2 separate regions of the Homo sapiens genome follow, and region 2 is linked to region 1. Evidence: read pairs that join two places in POLR2A ChIA-PET (ENCODE). Cell type or tissue: A673. All regions are shown on one strand. Each heading gives the region's core, and the rest is flanking DNA. Links, peaks and the distances in the headings are about the cores only.

Region 1 (7,727 bases), core at 1,182-6,181:
GGCAGTGATATAATCCACTCATTTTATTCAGATTATCGCAGGTGTGTGGGGGTGTGTGTGTGTCTGTGTCAGAAAGAGATAGAGAGAGTATTAAGCTGTATGCAATTTCATTACCTACAGGTTCAAAGATCCACCAATGAATAGTACCAACACTGCAAAAATCCTGTGTTGCCCTTTTATAACTACATCCAGCTTCGAGACCCTCTTGAGACCCTAAGCCCTATACCTAACTCCACCAACCACTAGTCTGTCCTCTGTTCCTAACATTTTGTCATCTCAAAATGTTATATGTGTGGAATTATACAGTATGCACTCTCTTATGATCAAATTTTTTATTCACCATGATTCCCTGGAGCTTCAAGCAAGATGTTGTGTATATCAGTAGTTTGTTCCTCTTTATTGATGAGTTATACTCCATGGTATAGATGTAACATGATTGGTTTAATCATTTACCCACTGAAGGCCTTCTAAGCTAATTCCAGTTTTGGGCTATAAAGGTGCTCAGAACATTCACGTGCAAGTTTTTGTGTAAACACGAATTTCCACTATTCTGGGATAAATATCCAAGAGTGCAGTTTGCTGGGCCACATGGAAGTTGCACCTTTAGTTTTTTAGGAAACTGTCCATCTGTTTCCACAGTGACAATACCAGCAATGTCCATGTATCAATGTGTTTTCATCAGACTAAGTCCTACCACCTCATGATAGTGTGAGAAGCATATAACTGGCTCCACCTAAAAAGTAGGACAGTATGAGAGAAAGAATCTAATTATTTGCCCATTACCTGGAGAGAAATGCCTGAACCTCCCCCTCTGCCTGTATATTCCAAGTGGAAGCCTCATTTTGCTAGTTTAGAAAGAACACATACTTTCTTCTTGCAGACGAGCCATGATCTGAACATCAGTGAGGTCCTGTAATTTATATCCCATGGAGATAGAATCATCCTCCAATTCTGAAGTACTCAGCTCACTGTCGATAGATGACTGGGGACTGAGTGGGGAGCCCCTGGAAGTGTAACCTGAAACACAAAGGAAAAGTGTGTTCTTCCATCTGCAGGACTGATATCTATACATGCTTCACAATTCATATATAAACAGTCAGCAATTTGTCTCATGTTTTCATGTTACAAAAATCACCAACATGTCACCATTTAATGGTCAACGTGCACATCATGTGTACACAATTCATATATACAAAACCACTTGTTCATTGTTTTCAAATTGAATTTTCACAATTTAAAAAGTCACCATGTACTATATACTTAAATTGTTAAGAGGGTAGATTTCACATTATATTTTTTATCACAATAAAAAATTCACTACTGCTAAAATCTACATCCTATTAGATATGTATATATCTAAAGGCATGATATTATAAGAATATATATTCATGTATACTTTAATAATAAGACACACTTGTCTGACAGTAACTGATAATATATTTTTAAATTAAATTTTAATCTGGTCCATTTCTTAATGAGTACAAACAGCAGTGCTACAAATGGGTAAGAATATCACATCTAAAAGGCACACATACATATGCAGAAATATATACAACACCCACATAATATAGACCAGAGAGTAGTCACGGGAGACTTATAGCCACCCATGAGGATAAAAAAATCAATGGCTTCAGATAAAAGAACCAAAGAACAAATAGAAGAAGGCTATAGGAATGGAATCATACCAATGCTGAGAAAAATAAGAAAATGGTGAGATCCTCATCTCATAAAAAGCCACTATGACTATTTTCTTCTACACAGCCTTAGCTAAATTTAAAAGCTACCAGAAAAAAATTAAAAAAAATACAGACTTACAATCTTGAATAATAAAAACTACCTTAATTGTGTTTGACATTTAATTTTAAAAGCACATAAGCATTTGGAAATACAGAACTGCATGCATATACTTTTGCTAAAGAGGGAAGACTGTCTGCTACATAAAATTGAGAGCAGTAGATCAATGGTGTTAGAGTACAAATTAGTGCTAGGCCTTTTGTACCCAAAGTAAGTGTGCAGCACAAACTCTCCACTCTTAAGATTATTCTCAAGCTTTTCAAATGAAAGATGAATATTTAAGCCGTGTTTAGTAACTGAATTACAAAGCAAGCAGCTAGTCAAGAAGTTAAAATATTACCTGTTTTTTCAGGTGTTAGTATTGCTTTATTTGAGGTTTTAGAGAAGCTGGGAGTATTAATGCCATTGCTATAAGGGCTGAGTCTTGCAACAGGACTATAAGGAAAAGCCAGTGAGGCAGTTGAAGAGAAGAGACTCCGCCATCGGCTAGCTGTCACAGAAGCAGAAAATAGCAGCAGTTAGCTATATGGAAGCATATGTTGACTTGTCAGAAGGAGAAAGGGAAGAGAATAAAAAAAAAAAAAAAGACAAAGCAACTTTTCATAGGACTATCTTAACTGACTTCCACTTATCTAAATAAAAAATATATACAAAATAAACAATTTGTGAATTAGGGTCCTATTTATACATCCATTTTTAAAAAGTAAATCAATCTTACTTTGATTAAAGCCAACATGCCTGTATAATAATGAAAATTTATTTTGAGTTTCTACGTTAGAAATGTTTTCAATTTTCTATTTCCACATAAGGATTTAGTGTTTTGCAATATAAAAAAGGATTAGTGTCAAAAGAAAAACTCAAGTTTATAATCTTCCTAATCTTTAGGAATTAAGGGAAATGTTCTTAATATTAACTATATGTAATTCTATATTTTTTCTACTCAGTTAATATCAGAAAATGTTGATAAAAAACATTTTATGTAAATTCAGTATTGGATTATGGGAGGACTTAGAATGACTATTGTGTTTCCAAATGGCCTTGAGACCAAAACAAGGTTTAAAGGAAAAACAGTGTACAGAGTAACAGAGGGGTGTCTATACCAGAGCTTAACAATGACTATCCGGTACAGAGACTATTGGTGATCACTCGGATTTTTTCTTTAAAAAAAACTTCCAAATTATCTGCATTAAACATACATATTATTTATATAACTAGCTTTTCAAGGTAGGAATATACATGTTATTACTTTAATATTATTTTTTAAATTAATATAATGAACAAAAAGGAATTACACCAGCCATGGGCAGATGATCTCATTCTTACATTACCTCACTTGTCTAATTAATGTACTTCTCCCCTCCAAAATTACCACCCCTTGTATCTCCATGTTCTTGGGGTCACACACACACACACACACAAATCCCAAATCATAAAAGCTTAAGTCACACCAAACATGATTTACTCTCCTCTCATGAGATACAAATCAATGCGCTAAGCAAAATTCACTTTTCTGAAAAGTAATCATTTAGACATGTACTAAGCAGAAGGAATAATATAAAAAATATAAACAAGGCTAAACTTCAAGAAATAACTTGGTTTGTATTCACTGGGAATTTGACAAAACTTGAAAAACCAAGTATTAAAAGGACTGCTTTGAAATGCATGCCCCCAGACCACTTTTAATGAGCAATGCTAATGAGCAATCAGACAGCTGAAAAGTGCTTTAAAATGGGCAGTGGGATGGAGAGAAAAAAAAAAAACTGTGGGATGTGGACAGTCAAGAAAATAATCAGCTCCAAACTGGGATTCTTCAGATCCTTGCAAAACACCAAGTTTACTTAAAAAAAAAAAAAAAAAAATTCCTTTTACTTCAGAATCATTACGTACCAACACATTCTAACAATTACATTAAAAATATCTTTTCCTTAAGTATGTGGAAGAACTAGGCAAGGAAACCACATTCGCAATGACAACACTTTCAGAATCCACACATTTCATGAAACTGTGAAGCCTGGTTGCCAATTGACACCAGTCGTATATGTCACTTATCCAACCCGTAACTTACAGTGGTTAAGCAGCTTTTCCCAATCGGAGCCAGAACACAGACATGCACTTCCAGTTCCTTCTCTTCTATGTAGGTCAACTTGACTCCAGAATACACTACAAACTAGGGGTTAATAATGCAACACACACTAGGTAGCTGTTCTCACATGTTCAATCTCTATTATTCAAAGTTTCTCATTAAAAATTCTATATTTTAAAAGACCAATAGTTCTTTGTGACTGCTATCTTGCCTAACAGATGATGTTATTTTATACCAGTCTGATCACTTGCCAGGCAAATTACAGTAACTGCGTGTTCTCACCCACAGATGCGGGCGGCAGCACATCACAAGTAAGCAGCATTCATCACTCTGCACAATAACCACTGTGACCCAGCCTCCCTGCACAATTGACACAGTTATTGTGGCTATGACAGCAAGATCCCAACTAGGAACACAATTAGCGTCTATTGCAAGAAAGAATGCTCTACATTGTTGTTTAGCATTGAAGCTTTTCAGAAAGGGGAGGAAAATTATTGTAAAGGCAGGCTAACAAAACAATAATGCTCCACTAGTGCCCAAGGTTACAGTGGAGGAGGAGGAGGACAGGAGTGGAAGCTATCACATCCTAGTTGTTCTTCAGTACATAGCTAAAGAATTGTAACAGGAAGCACTTTTATAAAGAATAAAACAAACAAAAAGAACTTGTAAAAAAGAGCAATTTTATCTTTTTCAACCAATTATCTCAGTGGATTTTTGGTATATAAAATGATGTGAAATGATTCAAGAGGCTCAGTGATGACCGAAATAGCTCTAAAGAAAGGAGTGAGGCAATTTTGCCAAAAGAGAAAAAATGGGTGATCCATTTTTGAACAACAGTTAAATTTCCCTATACTCCTACTCCAGAGTTCTATTTATAAAAAAAGGGGGGGGGGGCGGTTCGCAAACTTGGAAGTGGCATAGACTATGCATTTTTTCATTTTATTCCAATCCCTAGAATAGCATCGAACTGGCCCCAAACAGGACTACACACTGAATCAATGTACGATACTTGGCACAGTTTTCTTTCCCAAATGCCTTAAGCTAAACTGCCTCCCAGGACACTTCTTTCTGCATAATCTCTGTAGTTCTACCGCAACTTCCTTAACCACTCACCACCTCTCACCAGATTACTGCAACCTGCTCTTCAACAAACTTCCAGCCACCAACACTGCCCTGAGCAAACCTGTTCTGAATGTCATGTATTTTAACTGTGTTACTCTCATCAATTAAAGTACCGCAGGGGCTTTTCATCAAATGCAAGACCTTAAAGGTACTTCAGCTCATTTCACTACCACCCTTACAGACTGTCATTTATCTCATGCCCACCTCTACAGTGTCTCTGAAGCTACCCTAAGGATGCACCCTTATTGGTTAAACTTTATACTTCACCTCCCTTGTCTGACAATCATCTTCTACTGAATGAATGTGATAAAGTACTAAATTGTAGACTGATACCTCATTTTTTTTCAAAAATATAAGTTGAGGGTGACTAACGGTCTCTTATTTTTTGTACATTTTCAAAGTTGCTTGACTGAAAAGATAAGTTATAACACATCTGTGTAGTTATTTTTGTATACCATTAAGCAAAGTATGACCAAAAAAACTAGATTCGATAAATGCTCCCGTGATAAAATCAAGAAAATCATAAAAAGGCAGACGACAGAATGGGTTTAAGGAACAACCTAAGTTTCTTTAATTTGTCACACTGAAAATTATTCTGTGACCAACAAAAAGTTCCCAGAAACAATGACATTCCTACCATTGCTTGATCATCTTTGCTTAGACTCAAAGTATTCAAATTGTTGTTAAATAGACATGTCTCTACACATAATCAAAATCAAATTTAAGAAAGCAATTACTTAATTCACATAAAAGAAAAAACTGATTTAATATCTTAGAAGACTCAAAAGGTCGGTAGTGCATTAAACTAAAGAGTTCAAAAATAAAGCAACACTATAACATATTCTGGCAACAATCCTTTTCATTCTTCTCACTACAGTCATTTCAGTACCTAATATAAGACTTGGAACACAGTATGCACTCAATAAATGCTAAATGTGGTCAAAATTTTGGCAAGTTGACTAATATTTCCTTATCTCAAACCATTCTACCACTCCTATCCTGACATATAAATTACTTTGCCCAATTTTTTAAACTTAAGTATAATTCTGTTAACTCTGAAGACACATAATAGTCTAATTAGATGTTTCAAACCAGCTAAAATCTCGGTGAAAAATATACCTGGAGAAGCACTTCATTAATACTTTCTAGTAACTACTAAGTTGCTGAATTTTATATCAATCTTCCGGTTTCCAACTAAATGATGTTATATTACTAAGGCCTAGGATCTGTGTGACTGGGGTAACAAACATGGAAAAGTGGTTAAACAGGTGACACTAAGATGAGTTAGTTCCTACAGCACTGCATCGCACAGTTAAAAGGAAGGATTATGCCAAGCACACTAACCGGTGGAAAACCATGCAAGAAGGCAACAAAGCTGCCACCGAATTCTGGAAATGCTGCCATTTCCTGCAATCCAAGAAAGAGTTACAAAACGGCTGCAATTCTGTTTGGGCCGTTTGGTAGCATTTCGATACATTCTACTGTACACGGCATCTGGCTTGGTTTCAGTTAGGTGAGGAAGCCCTGGAGGTCAGGACCCTCACTCTTTCTAGTGAGTTCTAACAGGAGAGCCACATTTCTCATCAGGCAGAAGTTATTCTAGAAAACAAGCCCTCCCTGTGTCCATATCTTCTCACTGTTCAGCTCCCACTTATAAGTGAGAACATGCAGTGTTTGGTTTTCTGTTCTGCGTTAGTTTGCTGAGGATAATGGCTTCTAGCTCCATCCATGGTAGGAGGAGGGACAGCATTAGGAAAAATACTTAATGCATGCTGGGCTTAATAGCTAGGCTTAATACCTAGCAAACCCAATAAAAACTCATTAGCAGCAAACTTTAGGTCTGTTTCACTAAAATTCACAGCCTATTTTCTAAATAAGTCATGGTTTTGTATCCATGCTCATGGCTGTCTTCCCAGCTAGCCAAATTTATATTCTCCCTCATTCCCTAACCCAGGTTCTGCCTTGTGGAACTGGCCAACTTTTTATTTAAATCTTCATAAGTAATGCCGTGTACCTGAGAAAAAAATATATATATATGTATATGTATATATGTGTATATATATGTATATGTATATATGTATGTGTATATGTGTGTGTGTGTGTGGGTGTGTGTGTAGTGCTCCAGAATGATTCAGATGCCCAACGTTTACAACATCTAGAGTCATTCCTTTAATCAACATTTGGCAACAGATACTAAAAAACTTCAAAGGTCAGTCTCCAAGCAGTTACCTAAATATCTTCCACAGATACACACAGCATGTGGCATTTCCCTGCTCCACAGTCATTCCGAGAAGTCTGCCTGGCCCCTATACTCCCACCCACTTTTAAAAATTCATTTCTCTATTCATTTGAATAGGCACTAACTATTGTGGCTATAGCATATCAGATGCCCCAGGTGCTGACATGAATAAGATATGGTGACTGTTCTCCTCTCCTTCCCACTCCAGTTTCTAAAGACCAGCTACTACAGAAGACAGGCAAGTAAGGTGGAATATGATGTCATATTGTAAGTGCAGTAAAAGCACCATAAGGAGTACACTCAGAGCAAAGTAAAAGCAATGATTAACTTTCTGGGGGAATCTAAACACTTCAGGAGACATTAAGTTTAATGTGGCCCTTGAAGGTTGAGGAGCTTATCTCACAGGATATGATACCATTCTAAATAGAAGTAATGCATATGAAACCAAGAACACATGAAAGAGCAGTGTACAATCAGGGAATGGCAAAC
Region 2 (7,727 bases), core at 1,425-6,424, 630 kb before region 1:
CCTGTAATCCCAGCTATTCGGGAGGCTGAGACAGGAGAATCGCTTGGACCCGGGAGGCGGAGGTTGTGGTGAGTCAAGATCATGCCACTGCACTCCAGCCTGAGCAACAGGAGTGAAACTCGGTAAAAAAAAAAAAAAAAAAAAAAAAATCCCACCACTGAGATGTTATTTCCCACCTAACAGATTGGCAAAAGTTAAAAAGCATTATAATATATTCTGTTGGTAAGTTTGTGGGAAAATAGGTACTTTCTCATGTATTTCTAGAGGGAAGGCAAAGTGATACCTACAGCCTGTATGCAAGAAAATTTGGCCATATTTTAAAAATCTACATATGCACTTACTTTTAGACCCAGCAATAGCACTTACAGGAATTTACACTGTAATTACACCTCCAATAAAACACAGATTCTAAATAAACAAATAAAACACAGTACACAGTTTTTAATTGCATCAACAATAAAAGTGTAAGAATATTAATCATATCATTGTTTGTAATTATAAAATGTGTGAAACAACCTAAATGCCCATACATAGAAGAGTGGTGGGATAAACTGTGATACGTTTGTACAAGGGAATACGAGGCATCTGTAAAAAAGAATGAAGAAGAGCTCTATGACTGATGTGGAATGCTTTCCAGGATGTATTGATAAGTAAAAAATGAGAAGTGCAAAGAGCATCTGTAGTAGGCTAATTTTTTATGTAAGCATGAAAGGAAAATAAGAAAATAAACGTGTATCAGCTTATATGTGGAAAACAACACAGTAAAGATAAATGAGAAGTAATGAGACTGGTTACTTACAGGAAGTATGGAGGAAAGAATGGAGGAATGAGAATAGAATAGAAAGGATAAGAGGAGAATGACACTTTTCTGAGTACATGCGGTTTTGGTATAATTCTGAGTTTTAGAAGCTTGTTAATGTTTCACGTGCATAAAAATAAATAATTAAAATTAACTAGAAGAGGGAGGAACCAAAAGTGTAATGTAAACAGTAACAAATTAATCTAACGGCATTACAAATGTATAGCAAAGCCACATTGAAGTGGGTAGGGAATAAAAAAATAGATCCAAGTCAATTTGGAAAACAATCTTTTGACAATATGCATAAAGGTAAAAGACAAAAAGAACTGTACTCAAATATTGGACAATAGTTTTTAAATTTGTTTTTCACAGAAGTATGAGTTAGTGACTCTGAGACTACTTTATATGTAATCTGGAATTAAATAAATGTGTAAATATATTGTGGCTAATGAGGTCTGGGTTTTTCGTTGTCAGATAAAGAGTTACAAATAAGGGAAGAGACAAGGTTGGAATCAGCCCTCTGGTGTTGGACTGGAATGAGACGTATCGATATGAACTCATGGTTTCTAAAATATGTACGGGTAGACAGATATAGAAATTGATGTGTGTGCATGTGTGTGTGTGTGCATGTGTGTGGATACATACTTATATTTCCCGGTTCTTTATGCTAAGGGGGCCTAGAAGAAATGACACCTCAGAAGGAACAAACACACCTAACACCCAGATCTTCGTTTCTAAATGACATTTTCCAATAAGGGAAACAAGGATTTCTTGGAGAAATTGCTGATATCATAAAATGCGTCATGACTTTCCAGGACTAGGACAAGGAAAAGAAAAACAAAACAAGATAAGCCAGGAGCATCGTGTAGTGCCAGAAATTAAGCAAGTGCTTAAAAAATGATAAACATATGTCAAAAGGACTTTGAAGGGACACAGGAGCCAATCTGAAGTAATTTTCATGGTCAAATCTAGAGAAAAGTGAATTATAACTCAAAGAATAAAGCAAATATTACTATACTTATTTATACTTATACTGATATAGATACAAAAATCAGTTGAAAAAATTGTCGAACCAACAATTCAGTAGAGAAGGGGCAGCCCTTCCCTATGGTAGGATTTTAATTAATAAGTGTGAAAGAAATAATGCAAATGGGAAATCACCATTTGACTTGACAGATACATCACAGTAATTGTTGCAAACAGAAAGCACCAATAGATGCTAAAATTAGTGTGTGAAATTATGATCAGAAACGATATATTTACATAACTCAAAGTATCACCACACAAGATATCTATTAATTGCAAAGGGAAAAGTAGTAACTTTGCAGTGAACAAGCCTGGAAGACATTACCTTTAACAAATGATTGGAGTTAACCTCATCATTAAGAAAGCATGTTGATATCATGTGCCTTCTGATATGATGCACCTAGGAGGGTACTATGCTATGGCTGTATAATACTTGCTAAAAATACACAAGCCTGTATTTAATCATGAGAAAACTTCAGACAAGGCCCAACTGAGGGCCATTCTACAAAAATATCTGGCCAATATTCTTCGAAGATTTCAAGGCCTTGAAAAACAAAAACAATTGAGGAACTTCCCCAGTTGGTGAAGGCAAAGTATGAAATCCTCAGCTGTTTCTCCATGGTTGACTTTAAGCCCACTCATTTCCTGTTTACTCTCTAACAAGTTCCAGTTTGTGTAACTTCTCTTAAAGGAGTCTTTTGGGATGGGAAGCCTTAGTCAAAGTCTTAAAAGTCAAATATCTTAAAAGGCTAAAGTGAAATTGTCATCTCGTTTGTTTCTGATATTTGACTCCTATTAAAAGGGACTGAATTTCATAAAATTCCAAAGGAGTCATGCAATGTTGTTATCTCAAATTGAGGTGGGACACTTAAATAGGACAGAGGGGGTGACTGCCAAGCCACTGTTGCCATCTGAAGCTGCCACACTGTTTCCTAAATCCTGCATCTATAGTTGATGTGTTATGGAGTCTCCATATAGAATCTTGTATTCATTCCCATTATATTTTATCTTGCTAGATTTTACATCATTGGTGTAGCTTGTTGATATCTTTTTCTATTTGAAGCTGTAATCAAATACAAAAGCCATTGTGCCATCTAAAAATTTGTTGAGTAAGCCTTCTATACTTTCATCAGAGTCATGGATAAAAATGTTGAACAAAATCAATCTCCTTCTAGACTGATATCAATTATTACGTAGAATACATTTTCATCATACAAATTATTACTAACCCAACTCACCCAAAGTATCCATGTATTCAGTCAAGCATGCTCCATTTTGTTCACCAGGATATAAAAGGGAAATTGTCAAACGAATTTGGAGTTTAGAGTCTTTTTACCACAGTTCATGAATTAATGTCCTACATTTGTTGTTTGGCTGAGAAAAGGGTCTCTCACAGCATCTAGTATCACAAACGTCAATTGAAGTCTGTGTCAATCTGGCTTCATTTCTGCTCTGGCCGCCTTAGAATTATCACTGAACAACTGCCAACGTGTCACTCCAAATAGCATCTGGAGAAAGTAGAGACACTGACAAGCCAACAAGGTATTTTTTGTCCTAACTTCTGTTCCAACAAAAATGATGAGATTAAGTGAATGGGTACTTCATAATACAGGCAACTCGAGTTGCTCCTAGCCAGGAAACATAAGCTTTTATTAGCCCATTTATGCCTAGTGTTCTATTATTGGAACACATGTGGGTCTTTTAACACAATTTAAATAATTATATTCCATAAAATTTGTCCAAAGAAAGAAAGAAAGAGACAGTCGAGTCCACTGTTGTATATGCTGTTCAATGATTTTTAACTCATATGTCACTCTAGCCAATCTAAAAGTAGAAACTATTACAGGCAGTTTATGAAGACTCTTATCTTATTTTGGGTATATTTTTAAAAATCTAGATTGTTTATTGTATTATACAAAAAAATAAGGAAAGTCAAGTATGTTAATTTCTTTAAAATCACTTAAAATGTTTGTCCTTCCAGAAGACTTATGTGCTAAAACTCACAGCATGTAATTTCAGCTGCTGATCAGTGTATTCTGACTTATAGAAGCAAGATATTGCTGTAGCAGTCCCTACTATAGCCCATATTATTGACACTGGAGACATTTGGAGCTCTTAAGTCTGTTTGAAAATCTTTCATAGTTGCCTGCACTTGGGGCCCCCTCCAGACCTCGACCTATATATTTCTTCATCTGTGTTTAGTTGAATTGTTTAAAGTATCCTTTGTAATAAACGACTAAATTTTCAAGGCTGAGAAATTCAAGATCAAGTTGCTGCCAAATTTAGTTTCCGATGAAGACTTCCTTCCTGGCTTATAGAAGGCTGCCTTCTCTCTGCGTGCTCGCAAGATCTCTTCTTTGTGTGCTTAGTTTGTTTACTGTTCCTATAACTGAATACCTGAGACAGGGTAATTTTTAAAGAAGGTAAATTTGGCCAGGCGCGGTGGCTCACGCCTGTAATCCCAGCACTTTGCGAGGCCGAGGCGGGCGGATCACGAGGTCAGATCAAGACCAACCTGGCTAAAACGGTGAAACCCCGTCTCTACTAAAAATATAAAAAAATTAGCTGGTCGTGGTGACAGGCGCCTGCAGTCCCAGCTACTCGGGAGGCTGAGGCAGGAGAATGGCGTAAACCCAGGAGGCGGAGCTTGCAGTGAGCTGAGATCGCGCCACTGCACTCCAGCCTGGGCGACAGAGGGAGACTGTCAAAAAAAAAAAAAAAAAAGGTAAATTTATTTTTTTATAGTTCTGGACACTGAAAAGTCCAAGGTTTAGGGGCTGCATCTGGGAACTTTGCTCTTTGCTCTTAAGGCCTTGAACTGACTGGATGAGGCTCACCATATTATGTAGAGGAATATGTGCTTTATGCAAAGTAAAAATTAACAAAATTTATAAGAAATTAACTACATATGAATCATAGACCTAAATATGAAATGCAATATTATAAAACTACTGAAAGATAACATAGGAAGGAACTTATATGACCTGGGATATGGCAATTAATTTTTAGATGCAGCATTAAAGACATGATCCAAGAAAGACTTCAGTAAAATTAAAATCTTCTGCTCTGCAAAAGTCACTAACATGAAGACGAGAAGACAAACCCTAGAGTGGGAGAAAATATTTGCAAAACTATCAGATAAAGGACCATTATCCAAAATACGCAAAGAACTTTTAAAACTCAGCAATAACAAAACACACAACCCAATTAAAAACTGGACCGAAGGCCTTAAGAGACACCTCACCAAAGAAGATATACAGACTGCAGATAAGTCTGTGAATGTGAAAAGGTGTTCAACATGTCATCAGAAAATGCAACTAAAAACAATAATGATGTAATCCCAGCACTTTGGGAGGCCAAGGCAGGTGGATCACGAGGTCAGGAGATTGAGACCATCCTGGCTAACACGGTGAAACGCTGTCTCTACTAAAAATACAAAAAATTAGCCAGGCGTGATGGCGGGTGCCTGTAGTCCCAGCTACTCGGGAGGCTGAGGCAGAAGAATGGCGTGAACCTGGGAGGCGGAGCTGGCAGTGAGCCCAGATCGTGCCACTGCACCCTAGCATGGGTGACAGAGTGAGACTCCGTCTCAAATAATAATAATAATAATAATAATAATAATAAAGAGATATCATTACACAATGATCAGAATAGCCAAAATCCAGAGTACTAACAACACCAAATGCTGGCAAGGACTTGGAGTAACAAGAATGCTGCTGGGAATGCAAATTTGTACCACCACATTGGAAGACAGTTTGGCAGTTTTTTATGAAACTGAACATACTCTTACCATATAATCCAGCAATTGTGAAACCAATCCTATAAACTTTATAAAATTAATCAGGATAAGTGAAAATAAAGCAAGCTTGCAGCACACTCAGTGTTAATGATTAGGTCAGCTTACTCCCTGACCTGTTTCCTTACAGTTGTTTGTCTATTGCCCCAGAATCACATAAACCCTGTTACAAGATTATAGCTCTTCTCTTAACTGCTTTATAGATAAACATTGTGAAACATTAAGTTTTTCATCTGAGGTATTCTTTTGGGTCCTGCATCGTGGTGAAACTAACTGACACCAGCTGGTCTGAAGGATCCCATGAGAAGCTAACTCAACAAAGAATGCAGTTTCCACATCCTGATGATTTCATCTCCCTTACCCTGACCAATCAATTACCCCAATTTTCCACCCCTGGCTCTCCGTAATCCCCTTAAAAACCCCAGCCCAAAAACTCCTCAGAGAGACAGATTTGGGGGTTCCTCCCGTCTCCTTGCTCAGCTGCACTGTGATCATTAAACCCTTTCTCTGGAAAAAAAATATTATAAGCTTTTTAAAAAACAATAGTGGAAAAATAAAACCACAATAAAAATGGTGTATAGGTCTCATAAAAATTCTAGAAGAAAACCTAGGAGAAACTCTCCTGGACATTGTCCTAGGCAAATAATTTATGACTAAGACCCCAAAAGCCAAATGCAACAAAAACAAAAATAAATAAATGGGACCTAATTAAACTAAAAAGCTTCTATACAGCAAAAGAAATAATCTTTAGAGTAAACAGACAAACCACAGAACAGGAGAAAATATTTGCAAACTACACATTTGACAAAGGACTAATATCTAGAATCTGCAAGGAACTCAAACAAATCAGCAAGAAAAAAACAAATAATTTCATTAAAAATTATTGAAAGTGGGCAAGTGACATGAACAGACAGTTCTCAAAAAAAGATATACAAATGGCCAAGAAGCATATGGAAAAATGCTCTACATCACTAGTCATCAGCAAAATGCAAATTAAAACCACAATGAGATACTACCTTACTCCAGCCAGAATGACCATTATTAAAAAGGTAAAAAAATAGACATTGCATGGATATGATGAAAGGGAATTCTTATACGCTGGTGGTGGAAATGTAAATTAGCACAACCTCTATGGAAAACAGCACAGAGATTTCTCAAAGAACTAAAAATAGATACACCATTCAATCCAGCAATTCCACTACTGGATATCTACCCAAAGGAAAAGAAGTCATTATATCAAAAAATCACCTGCATGCATACGCTTATTGCAGCACAATTCACAACTGCAAAAATATGGAACCAACATAAGTGCCCATCAAACAATGAGTGGATAAAGAAAATGTAGTACATATACACCCTGGAATACTACTCAGCTGTAAAGAAGAATGAAATAATGGCTTGTGCAGCAACTTGGATGGAGCTGGAGGGCATTTATTCTAAGTGAAGTAACTCAGGAATGGAGAACCAAATACCATATGTTCTCATTTATAAGTGGGAGCTAAACTATGGGTATGCAAAGGCATACAGAGTGGTATAATGGACTCTGGCTATTCAGAATTGAGGAGGTTGAGAAGGGTGTGAGGGATAAAAAGCTAAATATTGAGTACAATGTACATGATTTGGGTGATGGGTACACTAAAATCTAAGCCTTCACCACTTTATAATTCATCCATGTAACTAAAAACCACTTGTACCCTCAAAGTATTGAAATTTAAAATATATTTATATACATATAAAGAAAAAGATGTATAGGCTTGACCCTTTTAAAATCTCTGCTTTAGAAACATTATATACTGTAATAAAAGAAAATAAACAGAGAAAAATATCTAGAGTAAATACTGTAGAGGGTTACTCTTCCTAATATGTAATGATACACAAGTTGATTAAAAAATACTGAAGCTCAAACAAGTCAATATTGGTGGGAATATAACTGGCACAAGCTTTCTGAAGGACAAATTTGATAATGTATATCAAATGTTTAAAAAATGGTACACCTTTGACCCAGTAATTCTGTTTCTGGTAATCTATTTTAGGAAGACAATATTCTAGGTAAATAAAATGAAATAACAGGAGAAAGCAATACAAAAAAGATCTTAGAAACAGCAT

What was found. ChIA-PET counts read pairs that join two places held together with the same protein. Peaks named below come from ENCODE experiments on the same cell type or tissue, not always from the same donor. Only the 100,000 strongest peaks of a DNase experiment are listed, where the experiment ranks them.
Region 2: POLR2A ChIA-PET joins it to region 1 with 8 read pairs; 1 of 35 experiments calls an interaction of 5 or more read pairs at or near these places.

The regions. Positions count from the first base shown.
Region 1 is chr13:77,737,573-77,745,299 of GRCh38, reverse strand. It overlaps SLAIN1 (SLAIN motif family member 1), which reads right to left. Exons shown (of 7, transcript NM_001242868.2): 3 at 868-1,017. Among named protein-coding and RNA genes, the nearest start is that of MIR3665, 43 kb to the right of the region's middle. In A673, for the core only: no CTCF peak of the experiment used is centred there; no DNase peak of the experiment used is centred there; H3K27ac peaks cover 732 bases.
Region 2 is chr13:78,370,943-78,378,669 of GRCh38, reverse strand. All of the region lies in intron 3 of OBI1-AS1 (OBI1 antisense RNA 1), which reads right to left. Among named protein-coding and RNA genes, the nearest start is that of POU4F1, 230 kb to the left of the region's middle. In A673, for the core only: no CTCF peak of the experiment used is centred there; a DNase peak (open chromatin) is centred at 5,919.